Linked DNA regions of Mus musculus: region 2 is linked to region 1. The links are chromatin loops, found by intact Hi-C in ENCODE. Cell type or tissue: left cerebral cortex. All regions are shown on one strand. Region 1 overlaps Cep350 (centrosomal protein 350). Region 2 overlaps Acbd6 (acyl-Coenzyme A binding domain containing 6).

Region 1 (5,000 bases):
GTTTTCATGACAGCAATGGGTTTCATCTATCTATCCCCTACTGTCAGCTCACTCCTAAATGATTTTAGGGTTATCATTTCAGAGTTGGGGAATGTTACTGTAAAACTGAAATCTACCTCTGTGTGGAGACACACCTCAGCTCTCCTCATTCAGCTGGACAGGTCACGGACCTGGCTCAGGGAGCACCTTGGAGCACCAAGGAAGGAAGATGGTGCTCTCTTCCTTCCTACCGTCCCTAGCCACTAGCCCGGTCCCTGTCAGCTGCCAGGAGGTTTGGCTGTGTCTATCTGCCTTTCTAGTCCTGGAGCTGACCTCCATGCAGGCTTATCTCAAACAGCACAGCATGCTTTCCCCCTTCTCTTCTCTACATGTAGCTCCTGGGCAACTGTGAGAATTACAGACTGCCTGGGCTGGAGTTCAAATTCTAGTAAACTGTTATCAAGCTTTTAAAAAAGAAAAGGGGGGCGCGGTGCAAGCTTAAGGATCTGAATTTGGATCAGTAGTAAAAGCAGGGCGCAGCTGCACACCTGTAACTCAGTGCAAGCAGAGGTAAAGACAGCTGGGCCTCGGGAGCTTGCTGGACAGCCGGTGTAGTCAATCAGTAAGTGAGCTCTAGGTTCAAGTCAATGAGGCACTTTCAAAAAGTAAGGTCATTAGCAATAATGGAAGATGTCGGTGGACAAACTGACATGTGCATACATGAGAATACACCACAATCTTAAAAAAGGAAATTGTAGTATTTGTATAAAAAGTGAATCTAGAGAAATCAGACTAGTGAAATAGGCCTAACAGACAAAAATATGGTCTTCTTTATATGTGATCTTATTTCTGCATCACAGACATAGGAAGAATGAAACGATGTTGGTCAAAGGGTACATGTCCAACCAGATGTAGAGTAAAAAAAATAATGCACTTTATGTTTCAAATATCGAAGTAAAATTTAAATGGCTTACCATTAAAAAAAAAAGGCCCATCCCTGGGTGACATAGCTCCTCCAATAATGCCACCCATCCCAAACCCTCCCAGTCTACCAACATGCTACCAAGCATGCAAATATATATGAACCCCATTATGGGGGCCATTCTCATGCAAACACCCATGAGGCTGAAGGCCTGGAGTCCCAGCACTAGAAAGACTAAGGGTAGAGGAATGCTACAAGTTTGAGGCCAGCCTGGGGTACACAGTAAGAACAAGCTTAACCTGGGGAAACTCTGTTGAGAGGGACAGACAGATAAGCAACCAACTCCCTAACACACACAAATAAAAATTAGCTGTCAAAAATGTCAGATTCAAAAACCAGAAAGACTAGGCATAGTGGTTCACTCAGGAGGCTGAGGTGGGGGGATTGAGATGAGATTATTGCCAGTCAGGTTCACATAGTAAGATCCAGTCTCAACATACACAAAGTTCTAGCAAGCCTAAGATAAAATTCTAATACAGTGATTAAAAACATTGGATTAAACATAAAACACATATATAATGTAGATAAAAATCTTTTAAAAGGAGCAATATCAAGTACCACTCCCCCAAAAATAAAAGGAGTGGGGCCTTAACAGTGGGGAATGCTGAAAGTACTTCCCAGAGGAAAGGAGAGCGGTGGGGACAGCAGGTGAAGGAACACCACGGGGAACTGGGGACACAGCAGGACATTTCCATATCTGAGCAGACATGCCTGCACATAAGAGGAGTAGAGTCCTGGATGCCTGAGGAACAAGAGAGGTCAGATGGCAGTGACATAGGACCTTCAATGACTCAGTTGCTCAGGTCAGCTGTCATCTCAGACCACCATACTCGGCTTCCTTTTTCAAGTAAGAAAGGCTGAGGGCCGGGCTGTAACTCTGAGTGCCCAAGGCCTGGGTCAAGTCACCATCAGCAGCAACGAAAAAAGGCAAGAGTTGAAACAGACAGTTTACCTAAAGACCCAGAATCTGAAAATCAGACGTTAACAGGATCCTGAAGGTTGTACTAACCTTCTGGCAGCTACCTCAGACTGCAGAGAGGCACAGAGAAAGGGTATTATGTTACGGTCCACTCTCTTCCATACCTTTGAAACATTTTTATAAGTAAGCATGTAAGATTTAGCAAAACAGATAAGAATGGACTTTAAAAAGGAATGAAATTACAGCTAAATAAATTCTTGTGAAGATTTTCAAAACTTGGTAACAGGCAAGGCAAGACACTCCCTCTCCCACGTGACTGTCATGTTTATAGCTGCAGCCACAACACTGTAAACTCTGCACACACCCAAAGGCACGTCACTTCTGCTAATATAAGGAAATTACCAGAAACGTGCAAAAAATACAAAATTTTCACTACAGCAGAGGACTGGTTAAACAACTAAAAAAACTTTACAATGTATTCACATGAATGATTACTTCCATACAAAAATAGACTGGTCAAAAGTAATATAAACTAGCCTTTGGCTGAGCAGCCATCTTCCAGTGCTCCCCAGGATGACAAGCACACAGGGGCAGGAGAGGCCCTGCCTGTAGGCCTGTAGCTGTCCCTCTGGACACACCTACACAGGTTTACAAGAAGCCTGATAAAGATAGCAAGGGAATGGACACTGTTCACGTGAGCGCCTCAGGAAGGTTACTGTGGCAGAACTAGGAGGGCCTATGGCGCCACCCAGCATGCTGCTGGCAATGTTGTTGTCAACAAGCAAATTAGGGTCAAGATTCTTGCCAAGAGAATTAATGTGCACACTGAGCATGGTGAACACTCTAAGTACTGAGATGGCTTCCTGAACTGGGTGAGGGAAAATGACCAGAGAAAAGGAAGCCAAAGAAAAGGCCACCTGGGCTCACGCACGCCACGTGAGAGGGAGCCTGAGCCAGCGCACAGAGCAGGAGAGAAGGCCAAACAAGTGTTTATGTGGGCATAGGAAATGAGGACATCTGCAACGAAGACAAACAGCTACATTTATTACATAAAACAGTCATTCCAAAAAGGAGCTATAGTCTCCATTTGGGGAATTCTCTCTACAAAAACTTAAAGTCCACACACATTGAAATACTGAGTTATTTTGGTAGTAATATTTTTTAATTAATCAGAACTTTCTAAATTTTCTAAGCCATGAGTATAATAAAAATTTTAACTTTCAAAAATTCGTATTTTTAAGCCTTTCTTCTTCTGTACTAAATGATTTTGCTCTTTACACCTTCATATAAAATGTAAAACCACGAGTTTCTATAAATCCTAGATTGTCTAATAGTAAGAGACTGGGTAACTTGTATTTCTGTTATTAGACCGTTCAGGAAATTAATACTGGCATTTCATCATACACTAAGAATAAAAATCCCATGTAAAAAGCTAGAAGCATAGAAAAATATGACTAGCAAAAAGGACATTCATATAATACATTTTTCTTTTCTTATTTCTATCTTAAATTCTTTTCCTCTGACAGATGTGTGGTATACATCCTTAATCCCAGTATGCGGGGCAGAAGCAGGCGGCTCTGGGAGTTTAACAGGCCAGCCTGGTCTATACAGAGAGTTGTAGGTTAGCCAGAGCTACCTAGCCTGTCTCTAAAGTAAGATGTAAAGAGTTAAGTAGAGAGAAAGTCTGACTATAGCCCAGGTCAGTCCTGAGCTCTCAATCTTCATCTTCAGGCCTCTGGAGTGCTGGGATTATAGGCATGTACCACTATGTCTGAAAATCTCTTCAATCCTTATAACATAGACATAATCTTAAATTTCAAATGACACATCTTTGTTTAATATTTGAGGATTTTCTGGTACCATATTGAGAAATGCCTCTGTTTAAATGGCCCCGTGTGGCACTGGATATAAGCCTTTGATGTCAGAATTCAGTACCTTTATTTTGTTATGTTTCATAAAGAGCTTCAGATCAGTCTGTTTATTATTCACATCTTAGACAATTTATTTACTACTTCAGATTATTGGTTTGGGCCTGAAGATAGCTCCAGATCGCAGCCCTCCCCTTCTACTAAGATGATATAACCTTTGATGCCAAAGCCTTACTAGCAATAAGTCTTGCACAGTAAGCGTTTAAGCGCTGAACTGTTATACTATTCATGCCTGTTTTTTTTTTCCACACATACTTAAAAAACATATCTAAGACATCTTGCTTAACATTCTCAAGTAGCTGTCATCCACTATTATCCTCATTGGCTGGCTCTTCCTCCACTTTCATTTCAAGCATTCCTCCATGATTTCTTAAAGTTATAAATTTAAATGTAACCTTGCAGTTTCCACCCCTCGGAAGTCCTTGCTTCAAAGATAAAGTCAGCCAGGATAAGACAACACATGGGGGAAGGTTGGGTGTTGTGTATTAGTAACACAGGCCATGCCTGTTATTCCAGCTCTTAGAAGGCTGGGGCAGGATGACTGAGTTAAGAGGCCACCCTGGGCTACACAGGGAGACCCTGTCTCAAAAACAAAACAAAACAAAACAAAACAAAACAACAGAATCATAGCACCTACAATTATGCACTATACTTAATAATAATGATAATGAGGAACTATGGCTGGTTTATGTATACCTTAGCCTATATTTTTTATTATTAGAGTATACTCCTACTTATAAATAAAAATGTACTGGAAAATAGTATGCCACATTAGTCCAGCAGCAGCTTTATCCATCTGATATTTGCCCTGTCTCCTAAAAGCATCAAGTGGCCATGTCAAATGGCTGACCTACATACCTTCTAGGTTTTTGTGAATTCTGTCCTAAGGATACATTTTGAGAGTGTATCCCTGCTAAGCAACACACATGCCTGAAAATAAATATATATTTAATTCTCTTAATAATTCGATTATCACCTTCATTTCGCAAACAGAGAAAAGAGACCTAACAGGTTCTATACACTTGCCAGGGTAAGTGCAGACAGCAGGGTAAGTGGCTCCAGGACCCACTCCACTCCCCTGTTATTTCACTACCTTCATCTGAGGTTCACTCAAGGTTTGGCTTATCAACTTTTCCACAAATGTCTGTTGGCTAAAGCCAACAGAACAAAAGAAAGCCATTCCTCACACTGA
Region 2 (5,000 bases), 280 kb before region 1:
CCCAGGCCACTTGCTTAGGGATGGTACTGCTCACAGTGCACTGGGCCCCCCTCTCAATTAGCAATCAAGAAAACACCCCACAGACATGCCTCCAAGCCAGTCTGTTGGGGACAAATCCTCAACTGAACTTCCCTCTCCCCAGGCGTGCCAAGCTGGCAACCAAGATTAGCTGTCTCAGTGGCCGAGCTCCAGTGTCTGTCTGCCTGTCTTCACGTGGTTGTCTTGCTGAGGTTTCTCTTGTGTGAAGCTTCCTCTCTTTCTTGTGTGAGGCCACCAGTCCATCCTAATCCGGTGTGACTTCAGTTTATGTATGTGAAGATGATTTTCTTTCTTTCATTTTGTTTTGGTTTTGGAGACAGGTCTGTGTACCCCTAACTATCCTAGAATTCACTCTGTAGACCGGGCTAGCCTCAAACTCAGGCATCTGCTTGGCTGTGCCTCCCTGGTGCTGGAGTTGAGTGCATGCTCCACCGTGGCCCCTCCTAACTGAAGATGATTTTCTATCCTCCTCCCCCCTTAAAGACAAGATCTCACTTTTTTTTAAAAAACATAGTTCTGGAAGAAGTTTTCTAAATTAAAAATCAGATTTTTTTCAAGATCCTAAGACCACTTGCCATTTCCCTTACCTCTTTGAAGAGATTCTTGTTCTTGTGAGTAGTGTGATGGCCACCATCTCTCTTGAGCTCTGTACAATGGTTTCCGTGTCCAGTGCTCACAAAAAGTATGGTTAAATTTGAACTCTTCTCCAGATCTCACTGATTAAAATACACTAACATATTTTGGATATGTACTTAAATTTCACTCTAATATGTAAAAGAGTACTGTTTATTGAACCAACTATAAAAAGACTTTTCTAAGATTTAGTTGGCTTTATTTTGTAATTCTAGTGTTGATAATCCTCAAATAGATTGGTTTTTAGACCTTAATTGGCTTTATTTTGGATTCTAGAATCAGACAATCCTTCATTCTATAAAATACAATAACTATTTTTTCTTTTCCCTAACATCTGTTAAAGACTTATTAATTATTACCCTATGCATCAGTTGTACTTTATGTTATAGAAGTTCTAGCTTGTGGGAACTGGGATATAGCTGCTGGTAGCACAGGCAGACAGTGTCTGCTCAGAGGAGCCTGCACTGTGGCAAGAGTGAGTAGTAATATAAGTACATAGTACAGTGTTGTAGAAGGTGATCAGTACATGGACAGAAAGCGGGGAGAAGCAGAGGGTATGCAGGAGGCGGGAATCATTTCAATATGCTGATCAGGGAAGACTCACTAAAAAGGTGACCTTGAACATTATGGAAAGGAGAAGGGAGCCATACGTATGGAAACACATCCACAGGCTGTAGAGGGACCAGGTAATACAAGTTATGGCTGGGTCGTACCTGGTGTGCTTTACACACTGCAGGGCTAAATGTGGGGGGGAACGAGGAGCAGAGAACTAGAAAATTCACTAGACAATAAACATGGTAGTTTATTGTCAGGATTATGGCTTTACTCTGAGTGAAAAGGGAAATATTTCTATAGTGAGCCTACTCCAGTCATAAGCTTGTAAAAAGATATAAACATTCTTCTATATTGTCCAGCAAACAATACCTTAATAAAATTAGTACAGGCATAAAATATATGGAACAGAAATATAAAACACATGAGAGAGGGTACAGTGAGACCTTAGGAAGCCCCTTGCAACACACAGCATACACCAAGCCATGCTTTTACAAGTGTGGTTCCACGTGCACAGCTCTGAAGAGCTGCTTGTGTGCTGCTCAGATGCTAATGCCTGCAGGAGTGGGAGGAAATGAGAGGAGTGGGGGCGGGGCGGGCAGTCAGTGCTTTAGGATGCTTTCAGAAACAGACAGGTACCGTGGCCAGTGAGCATCTGCAAATACTAACAAAGACTGGTAAGTTCTGGTGTCTCATGAAATACTTCCCAATTGAAATGCTTCTAGCAGATTAAAAGGTATAATTTGAACATTATCTATCAGTTCCATGAGTGGTAAATCTCGATAGTTCATGTAATTTAGTGTTTCTTCATCTGATCAGGTATGTTTTTCTGCTCATTCCTAGTCAAACCTCCAGTGACCACCAGAGGGCGCAAAGTTCATAGGAAATAAGATGATTTTATTTTGGGAGTTACCAGGGCTTTCTGCCTGTTTCAGTGCTATTGTTAGTCCCTTAGTTTTCACTAATTATTTCCTTTTCCTTAAAAAAGAAAAAACAGAAACCTTAGATCTTGACCTTTACTCAGAATGTCATTAATAAGGTCATTTCTCTGCCTCGCTGATCTGGTGACTCTTAGATCCATTTTATTTTACCTGTGTGTTATCTAGAAAGATAATAGCTGTGAGAACAGAAAGTCTCCTAATAACGTGGTTGTGTAGACGCCCAGTGGCCATCCAGCCTCTGCAATCCAGCTCCTGTTGATCAAGTTTGGGTAGCATCGTCTACCGGTCTTTTATTTGTAAATAATTATTAAAAACCCAGGCATCGAATCAGGTGGCTGTCATCCTAGCTCTTGTGGGGTGGAGGCAGTTGCACATCAAAATCCTCTTTAGGAATATTTAAGAATACAGACTCGAATCAGCGGTCCAGATTTACTCAGATATACTGCAGTAGAGATCTGGCATCTGTTTTTGTTGTGGTTTTGTTTTTATTTGCCCCCAAATTAATTTGGAGCATAGCCCAGAGTTGTTAGCACCTTGTGCCCACATCCTGCTCCTTTCAGGATTAGTTCAGTTGCTCTGTCTCTACTAGATATGTTTCAGCCTTCAAGACTCAGCCTAGCCCTTCCGCCTGCAGGAACGTGCTCCCTTTTCCTTGAGTCATCCTCAAACGCAAACCCTGACTGGTTTCTGTGGTCTGCTCTTGTGTTGTACGTACCACTTGAAGTTGAAGTTATCTTTCTCTCCCATTGTACTGAAAACATTATCAGAATTTAGGCTATGCCATATTCACAACACCTGAAACAGAAGCTGTGTATTAGTAACTATTAGGCTGAACTGAACTCAATGGCAATTGTGTCTATGGTATCAAACACAGATGCAAAAAGAGGGCTGAGGTGTAGCTCTGTGGTGAAGCAGTTGCCTCGCATGCACAAGGCCCTGGGCTCCTTCCCCAGCACTGAACAAACAGTCTTACAGAGGAGAATAATTTTGCTTCAGGAACAAGCCTGGCAGGAAAATCCAAAATTTGATGGCTGGACTGTATTGAGTAAGTTCAGCTGTCATTTAAAACACTGTCCTGTAGAGGGCAGTGTTTCCCAGTTGACATAGCCTGTTCTGCCTCTTGTGTGAAATACATAAATAACCGTGCTCATTTTGTGTATTTATCACTCTTGTAGACACAATAAAATAACTCTTAGGGATTTAAAAAGCAATTTTAAGATGTTGTTAAAAATAAAATTGAAGAATCAAGATGACAATTTAGAAAAGAACATTTTATAATCTTTGTATCAAAAATGTTAGTCTGTGTTAATAGATAAAAACTATAAAAAAAGGGTTTGCTTTCCTATGTAGTTCATATAGGTTAAGAAAAGTTAGCAACCCAGACTTCCCAGTGGCCCTCATCTGTCGGGAGCTCTGGAGGACACCAGTGTTCTGTGCAGCTCTTCACTTGTCGGGAGTGAGCGTGTCATTTTACTTGTGCAGTAGAACAGGGCTTTGTAACAAACAGTTGTACGTTTAGGTAAACTAACTGAATCTGATGTCAAAGCCCCAAATAAGGTAAGAGTAATTTTTGTTTGGTTTAAGAAATGATTTTTTTAAATTTTGTGTTAAGTTAAAAAGTAACCAGTATATTTTAATTAGAAATTATGTTATAGAGAAGTTATTTTATCTACTACAAACCATTATTCTAATGGCATACTTTTTTATAATATGTTCTGTTATATTAGAAACAGAAATCTATTTTGAATCAAATTTACTATCTCCATATATAGGTTATTTCTGGTACAGAAAAGTACCATGTATTAGTAGTAACATGAATGGTCTACCATACTGCCTTTTAAAGGGTTGAACAGTTTTTTTTAAGAGCTATAGAATTCTTACTTCTGTCTCATGTCTGTGCATTACCCACTTGATCTGCTGGAACCCTGGCTTAAACGGTGTGATCTTTGGGTTAGTTTCAGGGGAACTGGGGGAAGCACACACCTGGCACTCATGTGGGGGGTTTTCAGTTCCTTCTGTGCATGCATTTATCTGAGCTTTAGACGTCTCCTGTCCTGTCTGCTGAGGAAAGGAAGTAATTTGTTAGTCTGTATTTTCACATTTGTATAAAGCACAGCTTTAGTCTTCATTTAAATATGTTATATATATATATATATATTTTTTTTAATAAGATTTGTGAAAGACTTTAAGGCCTCACATCCCACCTTTAAATGACAGCTCGCTGTTGCTATAGTAAATTCATATAAGTTTAGTTTGGGATAACTCTCTAGTGTCCACACTGGGCCTAGTGACATTAGGTTGCTTTGAAATCTGACCTAATTCCTGTCAATATTCCTTAAGATACATAATTAATTATGTAGACATAATATGTAACTTGACATCTTGGAGTTTTTCAGTTTTTCCTTAAGTTGAGTTTTTAATATGTTTGAAAAATATTAGTAAAACTCTAAATGCTCTGTCATTTTGGTTCATAAAAAGAGGATTGTGTGAATTTAGAAAAGGTATCTTTTTCTTATGAGTCATGCACTACATTCTTCTATAATACATAAATTTTATGTAGAATTTTTCTATCATTTATTAATATCTTTGTTTTGTTGTTGTATTGCTTTGTTTTGGTTTGTGTCCTGGCTTTCTTGGAACTTGCTTTATAGACCAGGCTGGCCTCAAACTCACAGAGATTCCTCATTGTCTGCCTCGTGAGTGCTAGAATTGAAGACGTGTATCACCACACCCAGCTATCGCATAGTGATTTTCATTTCACATTTATTTTAAAAATATAGTAACACAAAAGTTAATGCAATTATATATATTTTATAAATGAATAATTCCTATTAT

Evidence for each region. Hi-C counts contacts between places; a loop is a spot of excess contacts. Peaks named below come from ENCODE experiments on the same cell type or tissue, not always from the same donor. Only the 100,000 strongest peaks of a DNase experiment are listed, where the experiment ranks them.
Region 2: a loop joins it to region 1, with 3 times the contacts of the local background. A loop is called at or near these places in 10 of 42 quality-filtered maps.

The regions. Positions count from the first base shown.
Region 1 is chr1:155,852,902-155,857,901 of GRCm38, forward strand. All of the region lies in intron 37 of Cep350 (centrosomal protein 350), which reads right to left. Among named protein-coding and RNA genes, the nearest start is that of Gm51652, 11 kb to the right of the region's middle. In left cerebral cortex, no CTCF peak of the experiment used is centred here; a DNase peak (open chromatin) is centred at 2,716.
Region 2 is chr1:155,573,381-155,578,380 of GRCm38, forward strand. The region is part of intron 3 of Acbd6 (acyl-Coenzyme A binding domain containing 6); the gene reads left to right. Among named protein-coding and RNA genes, the nearest start is that of Acbd6, 18 kb to the left of the region's middle. In left cerebral cortex, CTCF peaks have their summits at 2,092 (motif pointing right) and 3,255 (motif pointing right); DNase peaks (open chromatin) are centred at 138, 2,092, 2,806 and 3,206.